Linked DNA regions of Homo sapiens: region 2 is linked to region 1. Evidence: chromatin contacts called from ENCODE Hi-C or POLR2A ChIA-PET data. All regions are on one chromosome and are shown on one strand. Each heading gives the region's core, a stretch centred on a gene start or an enhancer-like site at or near the end of the contact. The rest is flanking DNA. Distances are from core to core; before and after follow the strand shown. Region 1 overlaps SYN3 (synapsin III). Region 2 overlaps SYN3 (synapsin III).

What was found. A loop is a pair of places that touch in the nucleus more often than their neighbours do. ChIA-PET counts read pairs that join two places held with the same protein, here RNA polymerase II (POLR2A). Pooled maps may share reads with other maps.
Region 2: a pooled map shows a loop between it and region 1 (2.2-fold over the local background). The contact joins two enhancer-like sites. A Hi-C loop is called at or near these places in 4 of 50 pooled maps. POLR2A ChIA-PET finds 5 or more read pairs at or near these places in 3 of 52 experiments (Caco-2, OCI-LY7 and activated CD4-positive, alpha-beta T cell).

Annotation. Positions count from the first base shown.
Region 1 is chr22:32,877,916-32,884,411 of GRCh38, forward strand. All of the region lies in intron 4 of SYN3 (synapsin III), which reads right to left. Among named protein-coding and RNA genes, the nearest start is that of TIMP3, 79 kb to the left of the region's middle. RefSeq lists an enhancer at 4,107-4,401. Within about 2 kb of position 3,481, at least 10 of the 41 ENCODE cell types and tissues checked have a DNase peak (open chromatin) inside an H3K27ac peak, as active enhancers do.
Region 2 is chr22:32,983,333-32,989,828 of GRCh38, forward strand. The region is part of intron 2 of SYN3 (synapsin III); the gene reads right to left. Among named protein-coding and RNA genes, the nearest start is that of SYN3, 72 kb to the right of the region's middle. RefSeq lists a silencer at 2,752-3,046 and an enhancer at 3,622-4,523. Within about 2 kb of position 4,024, at least 5 of the 41 ENCODE cell types and tissues checked have a DNase peak (open chromatin) inside an H3K27ac peak, as active enhancers do.

The DNA.
Region 1 (6,496 bases), core at 2,231-4,730:
TAGAGCACTTCCTTGGTGCCAGGAATAATTTTTAGGATTTTACTTATGTTATCTTTATCCTCATGATAACTCTACAAGGTAGATACGATAATAATAGCTTTATTTTTCAAGAAACAAAGGCATAGAGAGATGAAGCACAGCCAAGAAGGTGTCCACCTGGGACTGGAGTGCAGGTCTTTGGGCTTCGAAGTCCGTGTGCACAATCACCGTGCAACCAGAACCTTCCACCACCCTGAACCTCTCATCATCACCTCCAACTCAATGTGACTGGACCCCAAGTCATCAGCTTCCCCCAAAGTGGATCTGAGGACTTCTGTTAAAGGTCTGTCGTGCTCCCAGGAACTGGGCGTATGTCACCCTGAAGTCATGTGCAGTTCTTCTCCCTGACATTCCTTAAGTATGGAGCCACCAGAGCTGCTAAGTCTTCCCTCCAGAAGTGTCTAGGATTGGTCCCTACACTCTCCACTCCTCATTTCCACTCTGGTTTTCTCCTCCAATGCCTCATGCTTGAGACACCTTAACAGACCTTCAGCTTCTAAATCCTCAACACAAGTCCTTCATCTTATTCCTCTCTGTAGCCCCAGCCTAGTCCAGGGTCCATACTTCTGAGTGTTGAGTGTTATGTGATTTCCCTGCCACTACCCCAGGGGGCCAAGCAGGTACCACCATGGTTGAGTGAGGTGGGCCTCTTCGGTTTTCTCTTCTCACACACACTCTCTGTTTTCATATAAAGCACATAAGAATATCCTTCATTTCCACAATGCTCTCTTCAACCTTTTTTGGAAGCAGGCATGTCCTTTCACATATCTTTCATTTTGTCACTCAATAGTATGAAGTATATTTCACTTTTCTGTAGGAGGGCACAACCACTAAGACAAAGGGCAGCTAATGGAAGCCTCTGTGGAGGATGAGGAGGGAGAAACCAGGAGTGAGGAATAAGCAAATGGGGCCCAGTCTAAGGTCTAAGCCATTATGGCCATGTGGGAATGAGGGTCCTGCATGGCCCTTGTGACTTTTCAAAAGATACCTAAATCTGGGTATTTATGTGAAATTCTCAATTACTTAAATGTTGACAATGCACTTAAAAAATTTTTGAAAATCACTATACTGACTGGTTAAAAAAAATAAAGGTAACCAACACACACACAGACACACACATACACACACACACACACTTTGAAAACAGTCTTTGAAAACAGTAAAGTGTTCTGCAATCTCTAAGTGTCTAGAAACTCTGCAGCTGCAGTCTCTTTAAGATCTGCCTGAGCATCACATACCCTTAAACAGATTTTCTACCCAGGGAGGTAAAGTTTCATGGATCTGCCAAGACACGGACTGATTAATTAATTATTCCATTTATTTAACAAAAATGTATTGAGCACTAATATGTGCCAGGCACATTTATAGATCCTGGAGAGACAGACTTGGAGTTGCTACAGCAAAATGCCATAAACTGAGTGGCTTAAAAACAACAAAAATTTATTTCTCACATTTCTGGAGGCTAAGAAGTCCAGGACCAAGGCATCAGCTGATGTGATGCTGGGGAGGTGGGGGACCTGCTTTCTGGTTTGTAGATGGCACATTCTCATTGCGTCCTCACATAGTCGAAGGGGGAAGGGAGCTCTCTCGGGGCCTCTTACTTATAAGGGCATTAATCCCATCCATGAAAACTCTGCCCTCATGGCTAATCACTTCCCAAAGACTTCATCTCCTAATACCATCACATTGAAGGTTAGGATTTCAACATTTGAACTCTGAGGAACACAGGCATTCAGACCACAGCAGTAAGGATAGGAATATACTTTTGTGACCCCTTCCCTGAGTACCTAGCCGGTGTTAAGCACATAGTAGGTACTCAAGGGATCCACATGGAAATGGCTTCTCTTCTCAGAGTCCTGGTCCATATAAAGTCAACAACCCTTTTAAAAAAATAACTGAAAACAGAGGATCAGAAAGTGGTTAAAATAATGAGGAGTGGTGGGAAAAATCAAGACATCTTCTAGTCCCAGCTCTGCTCTTGTGTCTTTGAGATTGTTGCTTCTCCTCTCTCAGCTTCAGGTTCCCGATTGGTCAAAGGAGAGTTGGGCTATGTGACCCCTGGGGGACCTTCCTGGGATGATTGTCTCCCATGCCAGAACTTGAAGCCAAGGTTTTTGACTCCCACCTCCCACTGTAGCTGTGCATCTGAGCTCCCCTGTTACATTCTGTCAGGTGTTACTGGTTTGTAAGAATCACGATTACTCATTATTGGGTACTTGCTGAGTGCCAGATGCTTGCAAAAGGCATTTCAACATGATCTCATAGCATCCTCACCCCAAACCCCTGTAAAGTAGCTACTTCTCTTGGGCTGGGTTCCCTAGAAGTGGAGGCTAAAGTAGGGATTTGCAAGCCAGTGACTCATGGAGGGAGTCCTCTTCAGGAAAACTGTGAGGGGTGACGGTGGTAGCTCAAGGAAGGGGAAGAAGCCAAGGAGGGATATTGTCTTAGAGAAGCTCTGGCCTTGGCCTGGTCTACAGGGGGGCTCTGGGGCAAAAACAGTGCCATGGAGTTGTCCCACTTTGAGGAAAGAGCGCTGGGCTTCTGTATCCCCAAGAGCAATCAGTCACTGACCCCCTGGTGGGTGGTGGTGGAGAGGGTTTACCCTCTCAGCCGTCTCAGGGATGCAGTTACCATCAGCCCAAGAAATGGAGAAGGCCACGGGTACAGCATTACCATGACACCTGGAGCCGCTGGGGGCACTGGCTGGCAAAGAGGATGTGAGCAGAGAACTGACCAGCATTTACACTCCACTATTACTAGCCCATTTTGCAGATGAGGATAACTGAAACCTGGAGTAGTTAATATGTTCCTAAGAACTACTAAATACAGAGGTCTGAACTGTTAGGTACAAGTTGCGCGTCTCGTAAACAGCCCTCGCCACTGAAGGACAGGGCCCATGTCTGAAATGCCTGTTTCCCCAGCACCCAGCATGGCAATTGCACCCAGGGGCTGCTGAGATGTGCTTGGAAAGGCTGAGTTTGTGAGCTGCAGCTCGCCAGGGCAATGGGGCCTCAAGTGGCATGTCGCCGGGAGGCAGAGGGGTTAGCCCTCACCCACGTGGTGGCCTGGGGCAGCCCTGCTCTCCGACAGCTGCCTGAGCTCCAGCGCTGTCAGCAGCCTGCTCAGCGCTGGGGCGGGCCTCCTGCCAGGCTGCTGCTCGGGGAAGGGGAACATTATTCATCGGAGAGATAAGGCAGCTGATGAGAGATGGGCCTCAGAGCAGCTGTTCCTCGGCAGCGGCTGGAACGGATGCTGGGGCAGTGGAGTGGAGGAGAGAGGAGTGGGGGAAGGGGAAAGCCCATTTTGAGATGAAAAATGATGGTACTGCCGAGGGGTGATGGGAGAGCACATTTCAAACCCAGGCCAGGCGCTAATATGTACTTATACCCAAGGCCTTCCCCACACATATCTCTGTCTGACAGGCCACATCTGTGCTCTGTCGGGTTAACTATTGAACTAGTCAGAGGGCTCACTTATCAGCTCGCTCAGCAGGAAATATCTGCCTGGTAGGGCACCCCCTCCCAAGCTGCTTCCTCAGTGCAAGACTGAGAAGCTGGGCCCAAAAGATGCTAAACGCTCCTGCCTGGGCCACAGCCCTAAATCACCCATCTCCGCCCCCAGAGCACCCAGGTGGCGCTGATCTCAGGTGGCCCAGCCACTTCTCGCTGGTTCCCTAGGTTCTCCATCTTCCCTCAAAGCTAGCTGACACAGGATGGAATTTTCCAGGTTGAGGGGCAAGAGTGGGTGAGCTTTCTTTATTTTATCCATTGTTTGATAGTTGTTTTTTTTTAAAGGAAAGATGTGAAAAAGGAACCTTGAGGCCGGGCACAGTGGCTCACGCCTGTAATCCCAGCATTTTGGGAGGCCGAGTAGGGCAGATCACCTGAGGTCAGGAGTTCGAGACCAGCCTGGCCAATATGGTGAAACCCCGTCTCTACTAAAAATACAAAAATTAGCTGGGCATGGTGGCATGTGCCTGTAGTCCCAGCTATTCGGAGACTGAGGCAGGGGAATCACTTGAACCTAAGAGGCAGAGGCTGCAGTGAGCCGAGATCATGCCACTGCACTCCAGCCTGGCGACAGAGCGAGACTCTGTCTCAAAAAAAAAAAAAAAGGAACCTCGAGGGTTTCCTGGGAGACAGGGGAGGGCAGGATGTGACGTCTGTCTGTGACGGGACCTGGGCTGTCAGGTGAAACGCCTGATGGTCTTCCCTGACAAGCTGCGGCTGCCTCTCCAGCCTCCTCCCCTGCCCATCGGTCAGGTCATCTTCCTTTCTGACCACATCAGAGGGTTTCCTCAGAAGCCAGGGCCTTCCCTGTCCCTATGTTCTAACATGGACTTTCCCACTCTGACCGCCTGGCTAACATTTTGTCTGTCATCAGTGCAGGGAAGGGTGTAGACAGGAGTCCTTAAAAGTACCTATGGTATTATATTTCTTTTCATTAAAAAAAATCTAAAACAAATTCGGCTAAATGTTAAGATTTGACAAACTCAGTTGTGAACATAAGGGAAACAACAGTTAGCATTTAAGAGTGCTGGGAACTTGTATTTTTCAGAGTATTACCTTAATTGATCCTGACAGTTGCCCTTTGAAGTGTGTGTTTAAACGAGACAGAGGCACAGAGAGGACAAGCAGCCTCTCCAATGTCACACGGCAGATGCAAGTAGCCTGGCTCCAGAGCGGGTGTCTTAACCACCTTAGTTTATGAGTGTTTGCTAAATTATTCTCTGTACTTTTTCTAGCCTTAAAATAGTTCAGAATTTTTTTTTTTTTTAGGATCTGAAGCAAACATGGCAAAATGTTAATATTTGTCAAAGTAGTGTGTTCAACTATCTATGTGTAAGATTATTCCGAACTTTGCAATATGTATATGAATATTTAAAAAGAAAACAATAAAAAAGCCTCAGCGCTATTACCACTTCTCCTCAGAAGGCTTCTGAAGTCCCCCCGCCCCCCAACCAGCTCCTCTAAGCCCTTGCTTCTCTGAACTATTCTCCACCAGGCCCTGACTGTGTCACATCCTAGCAGTTGATTTACTTCCCATTTCCCCCTCCAGGCTGTGAACTCCACCAGCGAGTGGTGATGTTGAATTTATATCTGAATTTCCAGGGTCTGGCCAATTGCAAGGAATCTAGAAGCTCAATAAAATTATGAAACTAAAGGGAGCTATTTAGGGGGCCCCCATGGGTGAGTATTGAGCAGCTACATAAAGAGGCTGCAGAGGGTGCAGGGAACAAATGTGGACCCTGCCCTCCCTGCTGGAGACATATGGCAGTAATTTTTAGGACCATAACCCAGTAAGGGCTTCCAGCATAAATGCTTCCAGCTGCACCCTCCACTGTGGACAGGAAACTGGGAACCTCTTAAGACAGGATCTTGATGGCTTCCAGCTCAGTCGGATGCCCATCAAAAGAAGCAGAGGGTAGGAGCAGCTTTCTAGAAAGCCCTCTGGGTTTTACCCACTGTGTCTGGGGCTGTGTGTGTTTACTGGTTTGGCAGCTGTCAGATCAACCCTCCTCATTCTAGTTTAGTGGCTCGCCAATCTTGGCTGTACATTGGAATCACCCAAGGAGCTCTCAAAACTAGTTCTTCCTCCTCTTCTCTGCCCCTAGATATTCTGATAGAATTGACCTGAAGTGCCCACCTGGGTTTGGAGATTTTTAGAAGCTTTCTAAGTAATTGGAATGTGCAGCCAAGGCTGAGAACTCCTGTTAGGTTCTCTTTTTTAAAAAAAGATAGCTGCTACCAGGTGAACTGTGATGATATCTCCATTCAGTGCACATTTACTGAGCATCTATTATGTGAAATGCACCAAGGAAGGAAAGGGTTTGAGATTCCTGTCCTATGGCGTAGCTAAGTTTGATGAGGGGAATAAGTTGGCAAGTTTTGGTGTGTACAGATCCAACAGCCGGCCTCAGAGTGGTAGTAGAATCTTGGTATCTCCTAAGCCCACATCAGACATCACTGATTACAGTATAATTTCCTGCTGAGTCCATAGTGGTGGCCAATCAATGGCTGCTGGACAAGAAAGCAAGGTGGTAACAACACTTAGGTATGTTTCCTCAAGTTCTAGCTGGGACTTATTCTTTCCCCTGCTAGGTGGGACTTCATATACTCATACCAGCCAAGAAACACGTCAGCATGCAGCTACCATGTAAAACAAAGTCTGGCCGAACCTGGGAAACGTTTCTAAGCTAACACATTTCCCAACAAATACACACCTAACAAATTTCTAAAACTGCTGGAGCATGAACTACCCTTTGAGAACTACTGGTTAAGGCCAACACTGGCTAAGCACACAAGAGCTCATTTAATTCTTCCAATAGCCCCAGGGGTCAATTGATTGCATGTTTAGAGCACAGACTTTGGGTTCAAGCCCCAGTTCTACCACTAAACAACTGTGGGATCCCAGGAACACTAGTTAACAGTTCCATGCCTCAGTTTACCCATCTTTC
Region 2 (6,496 bases), core at 2,774-5,273, 110 kb after region 1:
CTACTCTTTTCCTTGGAAGATGGATGTCATCACCCATTATTTTTCAGCCTTCCATTTGTGAAAGAATCCTTTCTACAAATTCACTAACTGCTTCAGCCTGTCTGCTTCCAAAGTCTCTCTACCTACTCTTAGCTGATGCTGGTGGAGTTAATCTCTTCCCAAAACTGACTGACAGCTCTGATATTAGCACCACTTTTTCTTACGTCCTGATGGGCTTAGATGTCAACTAGGCGGTAGTTTAGTAGGAAAGGAACTATTAGTATGACTCGAAAGCAAGATTTTGATTTTTTTTTTCTTTCAGCAATGGTCTTCAAATAAATACCCATGTGGACAGCCTCATGCAAAGAGAATCTTTTCATACAGTTTGTGAATTTTATCGTAATCCTTAAAGGTAGTATCAGCAAATTCCAGACACCAGGACAAGCCCATGTCTAGTATTTGAAGTGCCTGGGGCAAAGCGACAAATGGAAACCTATGGGTCATATGTCTAATATTTAAAATTGACAAAATCAAGCCAGCAAACATTTAAATAAAAGACATCTGTCCACTGGGCATGGTGGCTCATGCCTGTAATCCCAGCACTTTGGGAGGCTGAGGCAGGCGGATCACGAGGTCAGGAGTTGGAGTCCAGACTGGCCAACATAGTGAAACCCCATCTCTACTAAAAATACAAACAATTAGCCAGGAGTGGTGGTGGGCGCCTGTAATTCCAGCTGAGGCAGGAGAGGCTGAGGCAGGAGAATCGCTTGAACCTGGGAGGCAGAAGTTGCAGTGAGCCAAGATTGCGCCATTGTACTCCAACCTGGGCGACAAGAATGAAACTCCATCCAAAAAAAAAAAAAAAAAAGAAAAAGAAAAAGAAAAGAAAAAAGAAAAAAAGAGTCCCAAAGAGTCTGTCTTCCTTCCTTGGCAGATACAATTTCATAATGACCTTAAAGACTCAGAATGTAAACTTCTCAGAATTCTTTGCACTCTACCCAGCACGTGGCAGCACAAGGATTGCCAGCTCTTGGTTCTCAGACCTCACCCAAGATCTTCCTTAATTCCCCACCCACTCTCCTCTGCACCACTGAGGCTCCTGGTGCGGGTATGTGGATTGCCCAGACCACGTGGCCAAGCTTCATCTACTCCCTTCCCCTCCCCAAATGGTTGTCCTTTGGCCACCCCTTGGAAAATGGACCAAGGAATTGGCCTATATAGGCTCTGAAGTTGGGTTAAGGTCCCTTTGAGGAGGGAATTCTAGAGTTTGGGTACCCAGGGCATGGCCTAAGAGTGCAATTTGTAGGGTCTTGGTGGGAATATCCCCTCACTCCTAACTCCTCTGCCTGTCAAGAGAGGTGTGGCTAATAAGGACCAGAGCAGGATCCAAGGTAGGCATCTTTCGTGGATTTAAAAATCACTTGCTTTTAAATCCAAGCTCCAAATTTAAAAGAAGTACTGGGTGGGCCTGGGACCGGGAATGGTAACCTATCATTACAATCACCAGCATACTGGGAAAAAAAACATGGATTTGCAATCACACAGGCTTGGGCAAAATCTTAGCTCTACTACTCACTGACCATGTGTTCTAAGACAAGACACTTAGCCCTCTGGGTCTCAGTTTCCTCATTTGTCAAGTGGTGACAGTAACTACCAGGGAAGGGTGTGGTGAGAAAGTCACATAATCCTCTATGCAACAAGGCAGTAAAGTGCAATGGCTTCAGGGCATACAGCCTGGATAGGACCCCAACTCCTCCACTCACTTGTGCAAGCTTGGGTAAGCCAACCTCTGAATGCCTTAGTTTCCACACCTAGGAAATGAGGCTCATAGTAGTAGCCACCTCACAGGGTTGTTATGAGGATTAAATGAAACAAGGCATACAAAGCACTGAGAATAGTTCCTGGCACACAGTAAGCTGCAAAGTATGTAGTCCATGGCCTGAAACAGAATCCACAAGAGCAAAGAGCTATCGAGTGCTTACCCTGTGCCTAGTGGGTGCTGTGTGCTGGGGACCCACAAATAAACAAAACAATCTTACCCTCTTGGGGGTTCCAAAGCAGAATTATGACTCACCTTGCTTTGATCTGTCTCACAGGTGCAAGGAGTGATGGCTGGTGATGGGGAAAAGAGGTGGCCTTGGCCTATAAGGACAGCCAGACCCTTCACATCCTTCCTCCTATTTGACCCTCATGCCAACCCTGAGGGGTGGTAGGGCAGGGATTGCTCCCAACGTGTTCCAGATGGAGAAGTCTCTGCTCAAAGTCACACGAGTGATCTGGGTACCCAAACTCTAGAGGGAAGAATTTGGGTACCTTTCCTGGAGACCCTAAGTGGTCTTTCAGACTTTTTGGATCCAGTCCAGAGCCCTGGCGTCCTTCATGATCTGGACCCTGCTGACTGGGGGTCTGCTTCCCCTCCAGTTTGCTGTCTATTTCATGGTTGCATCCAAATTCCTGTGCTTCTCTAAATACTCCTGTGCTGTCCTGCCTCTGAACCTCTGCACAGGCCTTCACCTCTGCTTGGCACTTCCTTGATTGTCTCTTTCTCATGTTTCAAGATCCTATGAGTGATATCTACTCTGCTGAGTTTTCCTTGACAGCACCCCCTTCCCTAGCTGGGCTGAGCGTCCTCCCTTGGTTCCTACAGCACGCTGCACTTACAACCATTCCAGCCCTTACCACTTCACGTTGTCATTACACATCACTTAGCTGCCCTCTGCCCCCAAACATATAGTCTGTGAGCTCCTGGAAACCAGAAACTGAGTCTCCATGCTCACTGTGTCTCCAGTATCCAGCACAATGAGCTAGGGCACAGGACAACAGGCTTAACAAATGTTCGCTGACCGGGTAAGGAAATACTGTCTGTAGGCCGGCCTTTCCTGGAGACACTTGACTGCCATCTACTGGCACACCATTGTAATACAGTCACAGGTCTACAGCCACTGCGATGTGGGGGTGTGTACGAGGCCAACCTTCGCAACTGGCATTCCTCGACTTGATTCTAACCTGGAACCTGAAGCACTTTGCACTACACCAATACCACCCAAGCAGCTGTGGTCTTGATGAGACCTCACCTTCCCAGGAGAAACATTTGTTTTGCCCATCTCTGGAATGTTTACTGCAGGGCCTGGCAGACGGACTGGGGCTGAAGCTGAGGGTCAGGGAGTCCATCCCCCCGCCTGGCTGCAAGTCAGAAGTCTGTCTCCTGATGGGCCACACAGACTGCTGCCTCCTTGCCGGGGGCTCATTCAGGCTTCAGCCGCCTCTGAACGGTTCTGTCTGGCAGAGGGAAGGGTAGGGATGGTCTGGAATTCTAGATGCCTTTGGGGGCTGGGGTTGCTGCCTCTGTAATTGACTGGCTGTTTGACCTCAGGCAAAATGGATGGACCCGCTGTGCCTAAGGGCTCTGTCTCTCATGGCTGCCTCCTCTTCCCACCCTAATATGTTCAATCTCATAATAAGCTCCCTGAATACCTCAGCCAATCAATCAAGTCCTTGGCCTGGGGGAGCTCTGGATTCCACGAAGATTCTCTCTCCGTGGGTGGTCTCATATTTTACTGCCACATCTGAGGCCCCAGGAAGAAGAATATTATAAAACTGGTGCTGCCTGGGGTGGGAAATCCCTAGTTGAGGGAGGTGGGAAGTGTGTATGAGAGAGACTGATGAGGAATGGGTATGGGGCTCTTTTGTGGCTGCAGCAGGGGCAGAAGAAGGGGAATTCATACAAACAGGATCTGTGTTCAAACAGGACTGTTTTCCAATAAATCGATCCTGTATGTAGAGTTAACGCAGCCAGGGCTTGGTGATGTCCTTCCAAGGAAGGAGAGGTCAGGAATGTCCTGTCCCAGGGACAGCTGTCTCTCCGCAGGCCACCCCCACTGGGGGTGGAGTGGAAATAGAGAAAGAGATTTTCATGTTTCTGATGCAACATGTCAGTTGCTGATTTGTGGCCCAGGCAGAAGCAGGGAAGACAACCAATGGGCTGTGCAGAAAATGAAGGCAAAACACTCAGAGACTTTGCCAGTTAGCAAGAGAGTCACGTGGCAGGCTGGATGGGCAGAGATGTGGCAGAAGAAAGACCTTGGAACGCAAAGGGACCCAAGATCTGATTCTAGCTCCATTGTTTTCTCCTGAGAACAGCTCACCCTCCTGGCACCTTCCCATTGCCAGAGGGAGGAACCGCCCCCTCAACCGCAAACAATGGTGCAGCCTCTCAGTCCTCCATGCAATTAGCAAGGTCCAATGAACTAGGAAGGGAAGGAATGCACTAAGAGTGATGAGACTCCCTATGCCTGTATGGGGATCTGCGGAGGCAAAAAACTGAGACATAACAGGGCCCCGAGCCACAGGATGTGACAAATGATCCCCACCTTTTGCCTCTGAGAACAATAGAGAAGGAGATTTTTGTGGGCAGGATCTGATCACAATTCACATCACTTATTCACTCCCTCATTCAATCACTATTTATTGAGCCTTATGTGGACTAGGCACCACACCAGGCATAGGAGTAGATACAGCAGATACAGTGGCAGATGTAGTCCTTGTTCTTGGAGAGCTTACATGCTTATTGAAAAGACAAAAAATAAATAAATAAACAGATAAAAAGAATGAGTACTACGAATAAAATGCACGACCAATGGAATTGAGGATAAGATGTGGGGTGCAGGGGAGATTGGACTTCAGTTGGTAGAAAAGGCTTCTTTGAAAGACACTGAGGCCGGGAACAGTGGCTCATGCCTGTAATCCCAACACTTTGGGAGGCCGAGGTGGGCGGTTCACGAGGTCAAGAGATCAAGACCATCCTGGCCAACATGGTGAAACGCCATCTCTACTAAAAATACAAAAATTAGCCAGGCATGGTGGTGCATGCCTGTAATCCCAGCTACTTGGGAGGCTGAGGCAGGAGAATTGCTTGAAACCGGGTGGTGGAGGTTGCAGTGAGCCAAGATCTCGCCACTGCACTCCAGTCTGGCAACAGAGCAAGACTCTGTCTCAAAATAATAATAATAATAATAATAATAATAATAATAATAATAAAATAAATAGATAAAAAGAAAAGTACTATGAATAAAATGCACAACCAATGTGATTGAGGATAAGATGTGGGGTGCAGGGGAAATTGGACTTCAGTTGGTAGAAAAGGCTTCTTTCAAAGACGCTGAACATACACAGATAGACCACCTACTATGTGCCAGAGTCTGCAGGCTTTAAGGAAACAAGCGCAAAGACAACATAGCTAGCTCTTGGTCTCAGGGGGCTTACTACCTAATGGGAGGGACAGACACAAAAATAGAAAATGACCACACAGAGCATTCACACAAATATCCCCCTCAGCCCACAGAAAAAGCAGCCAACTCAGTCTGAAGGTCAGGGGTCACCTTCCTGAGGTCACCGTCCACCCATCCATCCAATGTTTGGTACCTAGTCTTTGCCAGGGCTGCAAAGATGAGTGCAGCAGGATCTGGATGTGTGTGTCTGCCAAAAGGACACGGGCAAGGGCAAAGGAAGTAGGTACGTCCTGGGGGCACCCAGGAGAGAAATGAATGTTCCTGGGTGTGTCCTTTAATGTACAACAGGCACAGAGCAGAAGACCTGGGTTTGAGTTGGCAGCTCTGGCACCTGCTGCCTGATTTTGGACCAGCCTCTGCTTCCTCTTCCGTAGATGGGGATAAGAAGATCTACTCACATGTTGTCAACAGGATTATATGAAGACACAGATTTAAGGGCCTCTGTAACCTGCCAAGAATGTGCTAGCAAATGAGCTGCTCCCCGATGGGCTGCAAGGGTAGAATTTGATCTCCCCAGGTAAGGAAGTGCGTGAGCACCACTAGCCTTGGAGACAAGCCCAGGTCCCTTTCAGCTATTTATTTCCAGTGCTGCCTCAGGCCAGTGTCAACCTTCCTGAACCTTGGTTTCCTTAACTGTAAAAATAAGGACATTACTATATCTGCTGTAAGGACCCCATGAATGATACCCCTGACACATGGCAGGTGTTTAACTAATGTTCATCTCTTTCCCTCCTGTGCATCAGCATGATGGGTGGAGGGTCGAGGTCAGCTGGGTATGTCCCTAAGAACATGACAGGTCATTTTCTCTCTCCAAGAGGAGGTAGATGGCAGCATCTGCCTTGCTCTAAATGAAACCTTGCTTGGTGTCGAGCATGATGGAGACCTTCCCTGTCTAATCCCTGGGAACTCCCTTCCTCTCCAGCATAGGCCTTTAGGGTAAATAAAGTCATCAGGGCCGGGCACGGTGGCTTATGCCTGTAATCCCAGCACTTTGGGAGGCCGAGGCGGGTGGATCACCTGAGGTCAGGAGTTCAAGACCAGCCTGGCCAACATGGTGAAACCCCGTGTCTACCAAAAATACAAAAATTAGCCGGGCATGGTGGCATGCGCCTGTAATCCCAGCTACTCGGGAGGCTGAGGCAGGAAAAATGCATGAACCCAGGAGGCGGAGGTTGCAGTGAGCCAAGATCAAGCCACTGCACTCCAGCCTGGGTGACAGAGTGAGACTC